2 separate regions of the Homo sapiens genome follow, and region 2 is linked to region 1. A link is a contact called in ENCODE Hi-C or POLR2A ChIA-PET data. All regions are on one chromosome and are shown on one strand. The core of a region is the stretch at or near the end of the contact, and the rest is flanking DNA. Distances in the headings are between cores, read along the strand shown.

Region 1 (6,304 bases), core at 1,156-3,655:
GTGCCCAGTGCTGGTGGGAAGGTCACGGGGGCGTGTTTTCCCAGAGAGACAATAACTTGAGACTCACTGTTGAAGTCACCCGTACCCACTCCATTAGAATGCAGAACCCGCCCCATTAGAATGCAGAACCCGCCCCATTAGAATGCAGAACCCCCCCGCCCCCACCCCCCACCCCGGCAGCTCTTTCTGCTCAGGGTAAGGCTGAAACTGATGGGCAGACAGCCAGGAAGCGTTCTGAGCTTTGGGTTCAAAAATGAGATTCAGGGCATGCGATGGGGTCCAGGTGGCAAAGGACCCCTCCCACACGCCCGGGTCACTCCTAGCATCGTGCTGGCAGCACCGACCCACCAGCCCCTCCTCCTCCTCGATCTCCCCGCCTTGGCCTGCCTCTCTCCATCTCATACACAACACACAAACCACACATACACACCCCACACACACACAGACTCACACACCACACACACCACATATGCACACACACATTCACACAGACACACACAATCACACACCACACAGACACACACATTTCACACACACACTCATACCACACATACCACACACAGTGTATATGCGTGCACACACACACACTGCTGCACACACCACACATACCACATATGCACACACACCCATTCACAGAGACACATACACACAGACACACACACACCACACAGACACATACACACCATGCACAAACACACAACACATACATATACTACGAAGACACACACACAGAGACACACCACACACACAGTACACATGCACATTACACAGACACATAAACACACACCACACATAGAACACACAGTGACACACCACATACACTTACACAGACACACCACACATGTGCACAGACACACACACATTCACACACACAGACACACACACTGCAGGTGTCCTTCACACTAAGCCTCCCTGTGTTCACTGAATGTCGGGTGGGAGGAATGCATCGAGCAGGGAGAGGGTCCCTTGACGAGGGTGGCTCTGGGTTGTGTCGCGCCCAACACCTGCAGGTCTCTCCCTTTCTTTCCTCTTCCAAGGTAACCAGCGTGTTGTTTTGTCTCTTTCCCCTACACGGCCAGACATGGCTTGCAGAGCAGGGGCTGTTCCATGAACCCCTGACTCTTCCTCACACTGATCTGTGTGTGTGCATCTGCACATGTGTGTGAATGTGTGTCGCATGTGTACACTGTTGTGTGTACACGGGCGCTTGTACGTGTGCCTGTGTGCGTGCATGCATGTGAGCCTGTGTACCAAGTCTCCCGTGCAGATGCCTGAGGTTAGTGGCTGAGTACGTGGAACTTGGAGCTCTTACAAGTACTTTGAATATGAAAAGACAAATTCGTGCAATAGAGGAGCATGAGTCCTTTGCAGCTCCCTAACCGTCCATTTCATGTCAATGCTGATGTTCGTGACTGTGCGGTGCGTTGACAGAATGACAGAGTCGGTGCCTCCCCGCACTGTGGTCCCGCAGCACGATTTTATTCAGCGTGCACACATGTGGGCTGCCGGAGTCTTTAGAGTAAACAGGAGCTCACGGAGACCTGGCTGCTCCCAGGAGCACTCGAGACAGCCTCCCATGACATAATATCGTTACCGTGGCAACAGGGATATTCACTACCAGAATCACAACTATATTTCACCAATTTAGTGCTCTACTAAACACAAAATAATGCCTTCTTTAATGATGCTGGGCTGTGGTTCTTAGAAACACGGAGCCCCCTGGAGCGGGAGCCCAACTGCAGAATAAAAGTGCAGAAGGAAGGCCCCACTTGTGTGGAGAGGCGCTGCGGTCTCCCGGCATGAGAAGCTGGCACGGTTATGTGTCATGGTTCTCCATAAGAACTTTTGCAGCAAATGGCACCCACACGCCTTGGTGGCAACTCTTCCAGCCTGGGATGAGATCGGCAGAGCCTGGGTCTGAGAACTGCAGCCAGCGACTCGCTGGGCTGTTCCATGTTCCAGGCAGCTCCGAATCATCTTTTTTTTCTTGAGACAGAGTTTCTCTCTTGTTATTCAGGCTGGAGTGCAGTGGTGCCATCTCAGCTCACCACAACCTCTGCCTCCCGGGTTCAAGCGATTCTCCTGCCTCAAGCCTCCCAAGTAGCTGGGATTACAGGCATGCACCACCACGCCCGGCTAATTTTGTATTTTTAGTAGAGACGGGTTTCTCCATGTTGGTCAGGCTGGTCTCGAACTCTCGACCTCAGGTGATCCACCTGCCTTGGCCTCCCAAAGTGCTGGGATTACAGGCATGAACCACTGTGCCAGACCCGAATCATCGTTTCTGCACATGGAGAAAACCACGTGGAGAAAACCGGCAGGAGAAGAGCATGGGGCAGGGTCTGTAGGAAATGCTCAGAGAGCTTCCTGGAGGCAGGGCTGGGGAAGGCACAGGGGAGCCCGGCTTCTGCGGACGTTTCCTCCCAGGATGAGGGAGGCAGGGCTGCTGGAAGACTCACCTTTCCTCTCACTGCACTGCCATTTGTCCCAACTCATTTCCGTTCTATGTTGATTGGTTCAGAAAACATCCTATTTGGCAAATCCTAAATAGTCTCACTTTCTGTCATGGTCGTGGAATCTCTCCGTCTCGACAATGGAACCGAATTGTAAAGCGACTCTAGCTCTGAATTCCTACCTCTTGCCTTTTGTTTTTTTCCTAGAAAAAGGAAATGGAAATCCTTCCTGTTATTCTCCGCGTCCCTTCGTAGAAGGCTGCCTGAGAGGTCAGCACAGGAGTCCTCTAAGTGCCCTGCAGAGAACACGGGTCTCGGAGCCGGACAAACCTAAATTTTGAAACCCACTTTGAGTTTGAACTTGGCTGTGGGAAAGTTACACAATCGCTCTAAGCCTCTGTTTTCTCATCAGTAAAACAGAGAGGGGTTGCTTGTGTGAGAAGTGGCCGCTGCCAATCATCTGCGTGTCCTTCACTCTCCCAGGGGCCATGGGTCTGTATTCTACACATGTGGGATCTTCCTCTGGACCCTTCGGACATGGTCCACACGCTGCCCTCAGGATCTGCTGGGGTCTGCATGGGGGGTGAGACGTGAACCCCAACCACGTTCACCACAGAGAGGAAACTGGGGGGATGGAGGGGGGGACAAGGCCAGGTCACCTTCAGGTGCCGCCCGCCAGCAAGGCGGTTTGCACCCGGCTGAATGAGCTTTAAAAAAGACAGTTTTTTCTGTAGTTTAGAATCATGGTTTCACTAAATGGTGAAATAATTTTATGCCACTTCCCCTACTAATTACCATCTCATTGTTATTAGAAAGGATGGTTTCCTTGAAGTCTAGAAAATTTTGTTCCAGTCCATTTCAACGGTGCAGGAGAAACGTGGCTTCCATTCCGAGGAAGACGGCGACACCTAGTGACCGTTCCCTCGCGGTGCGATGGCCTCACACCTGTGCGGCGGGTCGTCCGGGGCGTAGGGTGCTGCGGCCTTGCGGTCTTCCCTGCGCTGCAAGGCAGGGCATGGTGGCAGATTAACACCTGGATGAACACGGGCAGGTCAGGAGACAAATAAAACCCAGAGGTCTTTGAAACTTCAAAATCCCGTAGGGTGTGTGACCCCAGTGAGCCCCACGCTACATCCAGCGAGAACCGAGAAGTGATGGTGCAGACATTCTTGGGTCCCCCAGACAGAACACACCGGGAGTTACTGCCTCTTTCTCATCCCGAGTCCTCCTGACTTTCCCCAGCACCCATCGTGGCTGCAGCCAGGACACAGGTAAATGTAATTTCCCTCCCCTTCCATCCTCGCTTTCACATCGGTGTGATTGACTGAGGGCCTGCAGACTCTCTCCACGTGCGGGTGCCCTGCAGCCTGACACACAAATGCGTTCATCCTTCCCCTTTATCCTGACCCCGAACTAATGACGCAGCTTCCTGAGACACAGAGGATGCTTCTCCTCGTCCCCCCTCGCGCTCTGAAGTGGGAAAAGATGTGTTCCATCTGTTCTGGAATTTTCACTGTAAAGAAGAGAATGAATTTTAACTGTGTTTTTGACATATCCCTAAACAAGAAGTGGTTTATAGAGTGAAACCATTTTCCCTTCATCTAAAATTTAAAAAAAAAAAAAAAGAGAGAGAAAAGTGCAAGACTGAAGATGTGTGTTGAGCGGGGTGAGGAAGCGTGGGGGACTCGGCGCTGGAGGAGCCCCGGGTGTGTTTAGGGTTTGTGGTCAGGGGCCCTGGGCACCAGGTCCAGTCTGAAGCACCCGGGGGGATGGACGATGTTTGTGTAAGAGAGGGACAAAGGGATGGCAGGGTGGCCAAGCAGAGACGCGATTCCCTCTGTGCCCTTCCTGGACCAGCTTTGTATTCTAACAGCAACGTCTCTGTTCTTGGGAAGAGCTCCTCGGTGATTACCTGCCCGCCCCTTGTCTCCTCTTATTCCCGCTGCCACAGGGCAGGGCCGCCCAGCTCCAGCTCAGACACACACCTGCTCCAACTGCTGTGCTGGTCACAGGCCCAGAGCACCACGTGTCCTCTGGGGTCTGTGTGGTCGGCGCCGTGCGTGGGACCACTGTGAGTGACCCTCCTCTTGTGTCACAGAGCCACTGTACCCGTGTGCACCTGTGCTCTGAGACCTGGATACCCCTGGAAGGACAGACACCGAGGACCCGAGTGCACTGGAGTCCCGCTCCCACAGATCCTGCTGCTGGGAGAACTGTCAGCCAGGAACGGGACTGCGGTGGGGAATTCCTTCTGTCAACACACTTTCTAATCTAAGCTCCAGACTCCACTTCCAGACTAGCACAGGCTTTTTCCCCCACATCTCCTTCTCTGCAGCCGGGGCTCCTGCCGGGTCTGCGGAGCCCAGAGCCATGCTCTCTGCCGACTCCATCTCCAGATGCCTGCCCCGGCACCCACGCTGTTGCCAGGACACCAGTGAACCCAGACAGGGTGAGCAGGTTGCAGCAGGGTACCGGGAGGAATGCCCGGCTGGCCCATGTCTTGAAATCAGTCTCATTGAACAATCCGGGAAAGAGATGACCTAGCCTATTCTAAGGCTATCGATGTGAATTGGATTCTTCCATTTCCCCTGAATTCTCTGATTAAAATGATAATTATGCAATAGCTGTTTTCCATTTTAAAAGCTGAGTATGACTTCCCTACTTGGTGGAAGGCTGTCTGCCCAGAAAATGTTGCTATTTAATGCTTTCTGAAAAAGCGTTATCTGTATTGTATGCATAGAATCCACTTGTTGCCACAATGCCCCCTCCTAAAAATTATCGCTCGGGCAGAGACGCAGCTGGCTGGATCTGGTTCTGCCCCCACCTGGTCCCTGGGTCCCCTCTGAGGCCTGCGTCACCTGCTCTGCGCAGACTTCTGCCACCTCTGGATGGAGGCCATAGCCATCATTGCACAGAAGTGCACCTGCGCGCAGTGGAGTGACTAACGCCCGGCTAAAATGTCCAGGAGGCGGGGGCCAGTGGCCTGGGCAGACCCGCACTGGCTGGCCGCACCTGCCTGGTTTGTCATCACTGGTTTGTGAATAGGCTGGAAATGCAGAGAAAATCCAGACACTACACCAACAGGAAAACGAAGTCTCCTCAGCCTCCCATCACACAGCCACCCACAGTGCCAGGACGGGCTTGAGGTGTTTCTCCTGCTGCTTTAAAATAGATATAGATAGATGTCAGGCCGTTCCATTCGTAGCCATAGCTCACCCCTGGGTCTGGCTGTCGAAAACCTGTTTCACTATGGAGAAATGGGGCAAAAATACAAGTTATACATAGTCATTTTCAAGCGCACATTATATATATTCTGAAACATCAATAGGATTTCCACCCAGTTCAGGACACTTACCTTAAATGTACTTCAGCCTGCAGCCTGGGTAGTGTCATTTTGTGAAAAGGATGATATGCTATAAATAACTGTCCGTCAGACCTAGAAGTGGGATGGCTCATGAATAATGCATGAGCTGTGCACAGCAGCGCTGCCCTTTGAATCAGAGAACATGTTTTTCCCTATCTCCAGAGGGAGAAAGCCCTCTTCCAGCCCCTTTTTAAATTCTTCACTTGGAATGAACCTGACTCCTTCTTGGAAAATCCAACCCCAAATCAACACTCAAGTCCTTGTGTTTTCTTCTCCCCACTTTGAACAAAGGGTGGCTGTGGGTTTGAGGGTCTGAGTCTCTCCTCTTTGCCAAGGCTGCACAGCTGTAGCCCCCACTCCATCCACCTCCAGGCGCCCGAATCCATGCCAACAATTGAAGAACACGCGAGTGACCCTGCTACCGCAGGAGTGTGTTGCAGCCAGGGCTGATGGGGAGCAAATGCAATAACCCTATCTCTGCCGGACT
Region 2 (6,536 bases), core at 808-3,307, 1.1 Mb before region 1:
CATGGTTTTCCTGCTGATAATTTGGAATTTAGCCTCTGCCTTTTTTTAAGCACAAATGTGGAGTCTTGAGTGCACTCACTGATTTGGAGGGAGAAATTTATTGATAGTAAATAAAAGGGAAACTTAATATCATTATTCAGCTCACAAAATAAAGTATCAGCTTCGTACATAGATATCTAACAAGTGGCTTCTTGGGATTGATTCTTTTATTGTTGAATTACGTATCTTATATGACTTGAATCCAAAATCAGAATTAGGCAATCACCATCAGGTCCAACCCCTTTTAATGGTTCCTAGGTTGCATCATAATGGATACATCAAGAATTAGAGCTTGATGGAGGAGGCCTAAGCTTTATGTTTGGGGCTCGTCTGAAAAAACAAAAATTTCTCTGATGTTTAAATCATAGTGAATGACTTTATGGAGTGGGATGAGATAAAATTTAGTGAACTACTTGTTGACATATATTTATTGCTTTAAAATTGTTAAATAATTTGTGTTTGCCTCTTCCTGTTTGCTTTGTTTGTGGCATTTCTTGAGTTAATTTTATTAAATCACTTGCAACACAAAATTTCTAGGAGAGATCTAATCTTGGGCTCATTATTTTACCATTAGAGATCAATTTATTTTAGGAAATATATTAGAAGGCAAATAACTATTGACTCACTAACAAGAATGGCAAATATAGAAAAAGTAGACAATACCAAGTGTGGGCAAAATTGTGGAGCTCCTGGCACTCTCATATATGGGTGACAGGACTGTAGAAAGTTATTTAGCCATATGTACTGAGGTGAATTAAGTGTAACATTTCACTTTTAGGTGTAGATTTGTGTGCAACAGAAATGTGTGCATTTGTTCACCATAAAACAACCATGAGAATGTGCATAGCTACACTATTTATAATATTCAAAGACAGTAAACAGCCCAAATGTATCATATTCATATAATACTCTGTAACCATGAGAATGAATAAATGCACACCACAACACAAGAGAATTTTGTAAAAGTTCTATTGAGAAAAGAAAGCCAGGCGCAACAGAGTACATGTGCTAGATAGGATTCCACTCATGTGAAGTTCAAAAGCAAGCAGAATCAATCCATGGTAGTGAAGTCAGGATACAGGCTGGAGTTAATGACTGGGAGGGGAACAAAAGGGCTTCGAAGGTGCTGTTAGTATTTTGTATCTTAACATGGGTGCTAATTAATGCTGTGTGTTTAGTTTGCAAAAATTTATTCAACCATGACCTATATTGTATTTCCTTTCAGGGTATATCTCATAACCTCAATGAAAATTTTCATTTTAAAAAAGTGTTTTTTGGGGAAAATATGTATTAAGCAAATTCTGTATTGTGTAGAAGTATGACTGTGAAGGCTATGAAGATTTGATGTATAAATGAGGAAAGCTTTGAAATGGGCATAAAAGGGAAAGGAGAGGCACTGGAAAAAGTATATTCAACGAAACATGCCAGAGCTTTAGATGCAGCCATAGTTATCTCTCTGAGAACCACCTGGTTGTCTGAATGAGGAGAGCTGGCTCATAGGCAGAGGAAAAGCTTTAAAGAGAAATGTGACTTTTATTTCTAGGCTCCTCTCTTTGGGCATCAACAGCTTTCCCCAACAAATACCTGTCCACAATTCTATATTCACAGCAAGATGGAGTCCCCCTCCAGTTTTGTGTACTTCCTATGCTAATATTGGCAGCCAAGAAAAACAAAAGGACAGCACTCTTAAAGTTATTCACAAAAAAGGCATCAGGGTCTCTAAAATTGTCATCCTACCACCTACTTATTATTTCAATGCTATTATTTTTTAAGCCCTGAAATAAATGCCCAATTTTGGGGCTCCTGTTGGAAATCAAACAAATCTTTTTGCGGGCTACTCTCTGGCCCATTCCTTCCCTTCAGGCCTGCTGAGGGTGATGTCATCTGGACACATGGAAACTTACTGTTCCAATAAGACTCTCTGAAGTGCCCTTGGTTCTGCCAGGCCCACTGACTCAGAAGCGCAGGGTGATCAGATGACGATGGCATTCCGCGGCTGGACCACTTCCCCCAGTGCCTGCTTTGATAAAAACACATCCACAGAACACTGTTGGTCAGGAGCCTCCTGCATGACACCGAGTCACTAGTTTCTGTTTGGTTCTATTCCCATCAATATTACATGCACCAATATTATAACAAATATCTTTTTTTTTTCTTCCTTCGCCCACCCACCCTTTCCAAGTAGCCACATACTGGCTGCACTATCTAATCCTCCGAGAACAAAGAGAGTCTGTTTGGGTGCAGACATAGCTTAGGTCCTTTCCACGACACACTTTCATCAGCTGCCCGATAGATGCCGCCTTCTCTCGGATCAACCGCAGCTGTTTAAAGATTTTTGAAAAGACATAATGTGTTTCTTACAAAATTCTCCTTAGATTCAGAAAGATAGTGTTCTGATAATTCTCTTTTAGCAGGGGTCACAGAAAAGAGAAACCTATAGATCTTAAGTATAATAACTGCAGACAAAATATTTTATATTTTCAAGGAACATAAGAAATAATGACACACATTGAGAGATAGGTGTTAATATCCTTCAATGAGGTACAAAAAGGTTAAGTGGCTTACAGAGATTAAAACATCTCCTGCTAGCCCATCACTCAAAACACTCACATGATAAAATGACGGCACACAAAACCTTCAGATGTAAAAGGGATTTTCATTGTTTCTCATTATGATTGTTTTTGCTTTTATTCTTTCAACTGGAAAATTATTCCCATGAAAATTTTCAATCATTGCACATAAAAAGATGTTTAGCAGGGACTGTTCGGTACTTGGAAGCTGTGAAAATCTGCTTACGCTCTCAAAACATCTGTAGCCTCCAGTGGAGTTTTGGCTCTCTCCACCGTACTTGCCTTCCAGTAAAAACACAGGAGAGTGGCAATTTCCCTTCGATGCTGCAGTGCAAAGCTATAATCTTGGGAAGCAATGAGTAAACACATTACTGAACAGTGGTGTGGAAGAAGAGACACAACTGCCTGATTGTTTCAGTAAAAGACACAGGGAATTAGTTGACTGTGTTCTTGTAGATGTCAGTTTATGCACCCCCTATGCACACTCTTTCTCTCTTTCTCTTAGTCTCTTTTTCCCCCTCTTTCTCTCTCAGCTGTCTCCCCCATATCTCTCTCTGTTTTTCTCACACACATACTACACACATTATTAAGGCCCAACTATAGAGTGACTCTAACCATCTGATCAATAGATAGAAACAAACCAAACAAAAGCACACTTTAAACTTTATGATAATCATTAGTGCATACATCCTAAACTTCCCATTAATTTATTAGAAATAATGGAGCTAAAGAGAAAATAATATTTATCAAGCTTGTAATGTACCAGACACAAAGTTTATCTCTTTTAACACTTTAGTCTCTACAGACATGCACAGATAGTAATTGTATTGGTATCTCTGGGTTTGTTTTTGTTTTTGTTTTGAGGCATGGTTTTACTCTGTTACCTGGGCTAGAGTGCAGTGGCATGATCCTAGCTCACTGCAGCTGTGAACTCTTGGGCTCAAGTGATCCTCCTACCTCAGCCTCCTAAGTAGCTGGAACTGCAGGCATAAGCCATCATGCCTAGCTATTTAATTTTTTTTTTTTGAGACAGGGTCTCACTGTGGTGTCCACGCTGGTGTGTAACTTCCGGACTCAAGTGATTCTCCTGCCTCAGCCTCCCAAAGGGCTGGGATTACAAGTGTGAGCCACAGCCCTAGCCAGTACCTCTGTTTTTATGGAGGAAAAATTGTTAGGCTGAAAGAAGTGAAGAAGGGAGTAACTTGTCCAAGGTTTTATACATTTATATATGTATGCATATATATATATGTGTGTGTGTGCATGCATGTGTGTGTATATATTATATATGTGTTGTGTGTGTATACGTATGTTACATATATATACAAAATATTGTTATATTGGTATATCTAAATTTAGTACATGTTTATGGGATGGACAGAGATTCAAATTCAGTCATGTCTTATTGCTAAATTTACATATTTTATGCCTCAAAGCTCTAATAACATTTGGCTCTAATACGATGACTGTCCAACCTTCCATTCTTTTTTTTTGCTTCCATTCCTTATAATTTACCAATCAGTACATTCAATGAAAAATACTATTTTAATAAAGCCTGTCATATTTAAAATACTATGTTCTCTAGATGTTTTACTATAGCCATGTATTTATATTATAATTTTAAAATATTTTAAAAACATCACTTGTTAGATAATGGCTATTCATTTTATATCTACTAATTTGACATCTTTTCATTAATAAGGCACTTCTGCAGTTAGCTCATTTTATGACCTTTTACGCTTGGAAAAATCTTAATTTTACCGCATAAGTAGGGTGAAGCTCATATACTATCCTTGTTCAGGAACGAGTAACACAAGTATTAAAAAGGGCTAAATGCAGGTTGAGATCACATACGTTTGATTTCCCTTTTAATAATCTACATAAACAAAGACTTAATATTGGTTCAGTCTCATGGTTTTGTATGCTATGACTAAAGCCAATCATTGCTTCAAGGTTTCAACAAACAACGAGATTTGGGCTGAACTGTACTGAAAGAGACAACTGTGAATCGCTCAGATTCTATGTACTCTGACAGATTAAATTATTAAAAAGGAGATTCCTTCAAGAGCATCTGAAATCTATACTGTGGAAACATTCAGAACTCATCATAAGGGAAATATTTCATGTGAGGAAACATTGGGAACGCATAGCAAAGGAAAGGTTTCATGTGATGATGTAAGGAGCCGTGGAAGACTGGAGGGAGGATAAAGAGAAAGGAAGGTGAGCTGACATACAACGCATGAAAGGAAACTGTCCCCTCATCCTAGGAGTTGGAAACTGTGATGATGAGGAACAGTCATCCTACCCATCCCATGGCTTTTTTGTCAATTCCCTTTCTCATCTTCTATCTGGGGCCATCACCCTGCAACCAGGTCCTACTTCTCAGTAAAATGGTCCAGGGGTCTAATTGACCTTGTGATGAAACAGGAGAGAATACACACGTACGCATTGGCGGCCCCTTTGGTAGCAGACGTTTTCATGTATATCATCACATTTAGCAACAAAATACACCTGTGATATTCCATCTCCCTACTTTACAAAGGAGCCAGCTAAGACAGATGCCTTTTGAAAACTTCCTTTAAATTACCATCAAGTAGGCACTAGGAAAAAGCTTTCGGAACAGACTCTATCTTTCCTCTAATGTTTCAGCTCCTTCCACCATAGCACCCAATTCAAGACAAATAATTTAATTCAGAATGGTTTAGCAAGAGTCACCCGGAGAGAACAATTCTGAACCAGATGAAAAGCATTTTTCAGAATGAAATTTCAGTCTTTATGACAACCATCTGGTTTGGAAGAACTTCTTGGACATCAAAGATTTCAAAGCACTTCTCATATATACCATATGGCTATCGTCTCCTTGGCATATGCCAACAGTTCTCAAAATATGTGAACTTGAAATTCCTTTACATGCTTTAAACTTATGGAGGACCCCCCAAAATGTTTTGTTAATATGAGTTACACTTATCTTTGTGTAATCTGTTAGAAATTAAAACTGAGGATTCAAAAATATTTGATATTTTAAAATAACCATTATAAAAATATTACAGGTTAATGTAAATGATATTTTCAATAAAAGTAGTTATTTTCCAACACATGCATGCATTATTAAGCATAACACTTGTATGCTTGCAAAACTCTTGATTAATGAAAGACTGCTGGAGTTTCATGAATGCATCAGCATTCAACCTGTTCAATGCTTTGTTTCTGTTGAAGTATCTGAAGAAAATCCTGACCCCCAAGACATGTAGTTGGAAATACAAGAAGTATTTTAATAGCTAATGCATACAGTTGTGGATATTCTTCTCTGATACTATACCAAAACTCAACAACTGGTCATTTCTTTAAGATTAGTTGTGATGCAAAACTGAAATCATATTAATGAATCAATGAATTTTTTTATAATCTTGGTTGTATGACATCATGCTTTTGTAATCTACAAAATATGTTCTTTGACTTATAAAGATCTTTTAAATATTGAAATGCTTAATTTTATAATTTCAAAAAGATTATATTTGTTAATATAAACACTGACCTTGTCGAAAAAAGCCTTTAAGTATCAGAAATCTCTCAAGTTCATGATAGCAGATACAAGTTTTCTAAAATTTAATTTTCACTTGAAAGCTCCGATTACGTCACTGCCAGTTTTGTTGTGTTTTGTTTTGTAGTGAAAGGCTCACTTTCAAAAAAAATGTCTACCAAAAACCCAAGTCTGGATATCTGCACTTTTGACTGTTAGTCGTTTTTCAAGTAAAAACAAGGTCCCATGGAAAGAGAACTGGTTGACTTTGGAACTCTGCCCAATAGGTGATTTTCCTCAGGATATTGTGTCTTAGTAAAGCTGAAATACTTGACTGCACTTCCTATTTTGTCACTCAAAATAATTAAAAGAAATGTACTCAAGGGTCAAGATTTAATAAAATCATTTTT

The links. A loop is a pair of places that touch in the nucleus more often than their neighbours do. ChIA-PET counts read pairs that join two places held with the same protein, here RNA polymerase II (POLR2A). Pooled maps may share reads with other maps.
Region 2: a loop to region 1 is called in a pooled map, with 2.3 times the contacts of the local background. The contact joins two enhancer-like sites. A Hi-C loop is called at or near these places in 1 of 168 maps with a recorded cell type or tissue (HCT116) and 3 of 50 pooled maps. POLR2A ChIA-PET finds 5 or more read pairs at or near these places in 1 of 52 experiments (HEK293).

The regions. Positions count from the first base shown.
Region 1 is chr10:3,236,859-3,243,162 of GRCh38, reverse strand. All of the region lies in intron 2 of LINC02668 (long intergenic non-protein coding RNA 2668), which reads left to right. Among named protein-coding and RNA genes, the nearest start is that of LINC02668, 18 kb to the left of the region's middle. RefSeq lists an enhancer at 5,855-6,304. Within about 2 kb of position 2,405, at least 5 of the 41 ENCODE cell types and tissues checked have a DNase peak (open chromatin) inside an H3K27ac peak, as active enhancers do.
Region 2 is chr10:4,312,117-4,318,652 of GRCh38, reverse strand. No RefSeq gene overlaps it. Among named protein-coding and RNA genes, the nearest start is that of LINC00703, 69 kb to the left of the region's middle. Within about 2 kb of position 2,057, at least 9 of the 41 ENCODE cell types and tissues checked have a DNase peak (open chromatin) inside an H3K27ac peak, as active enhancers do.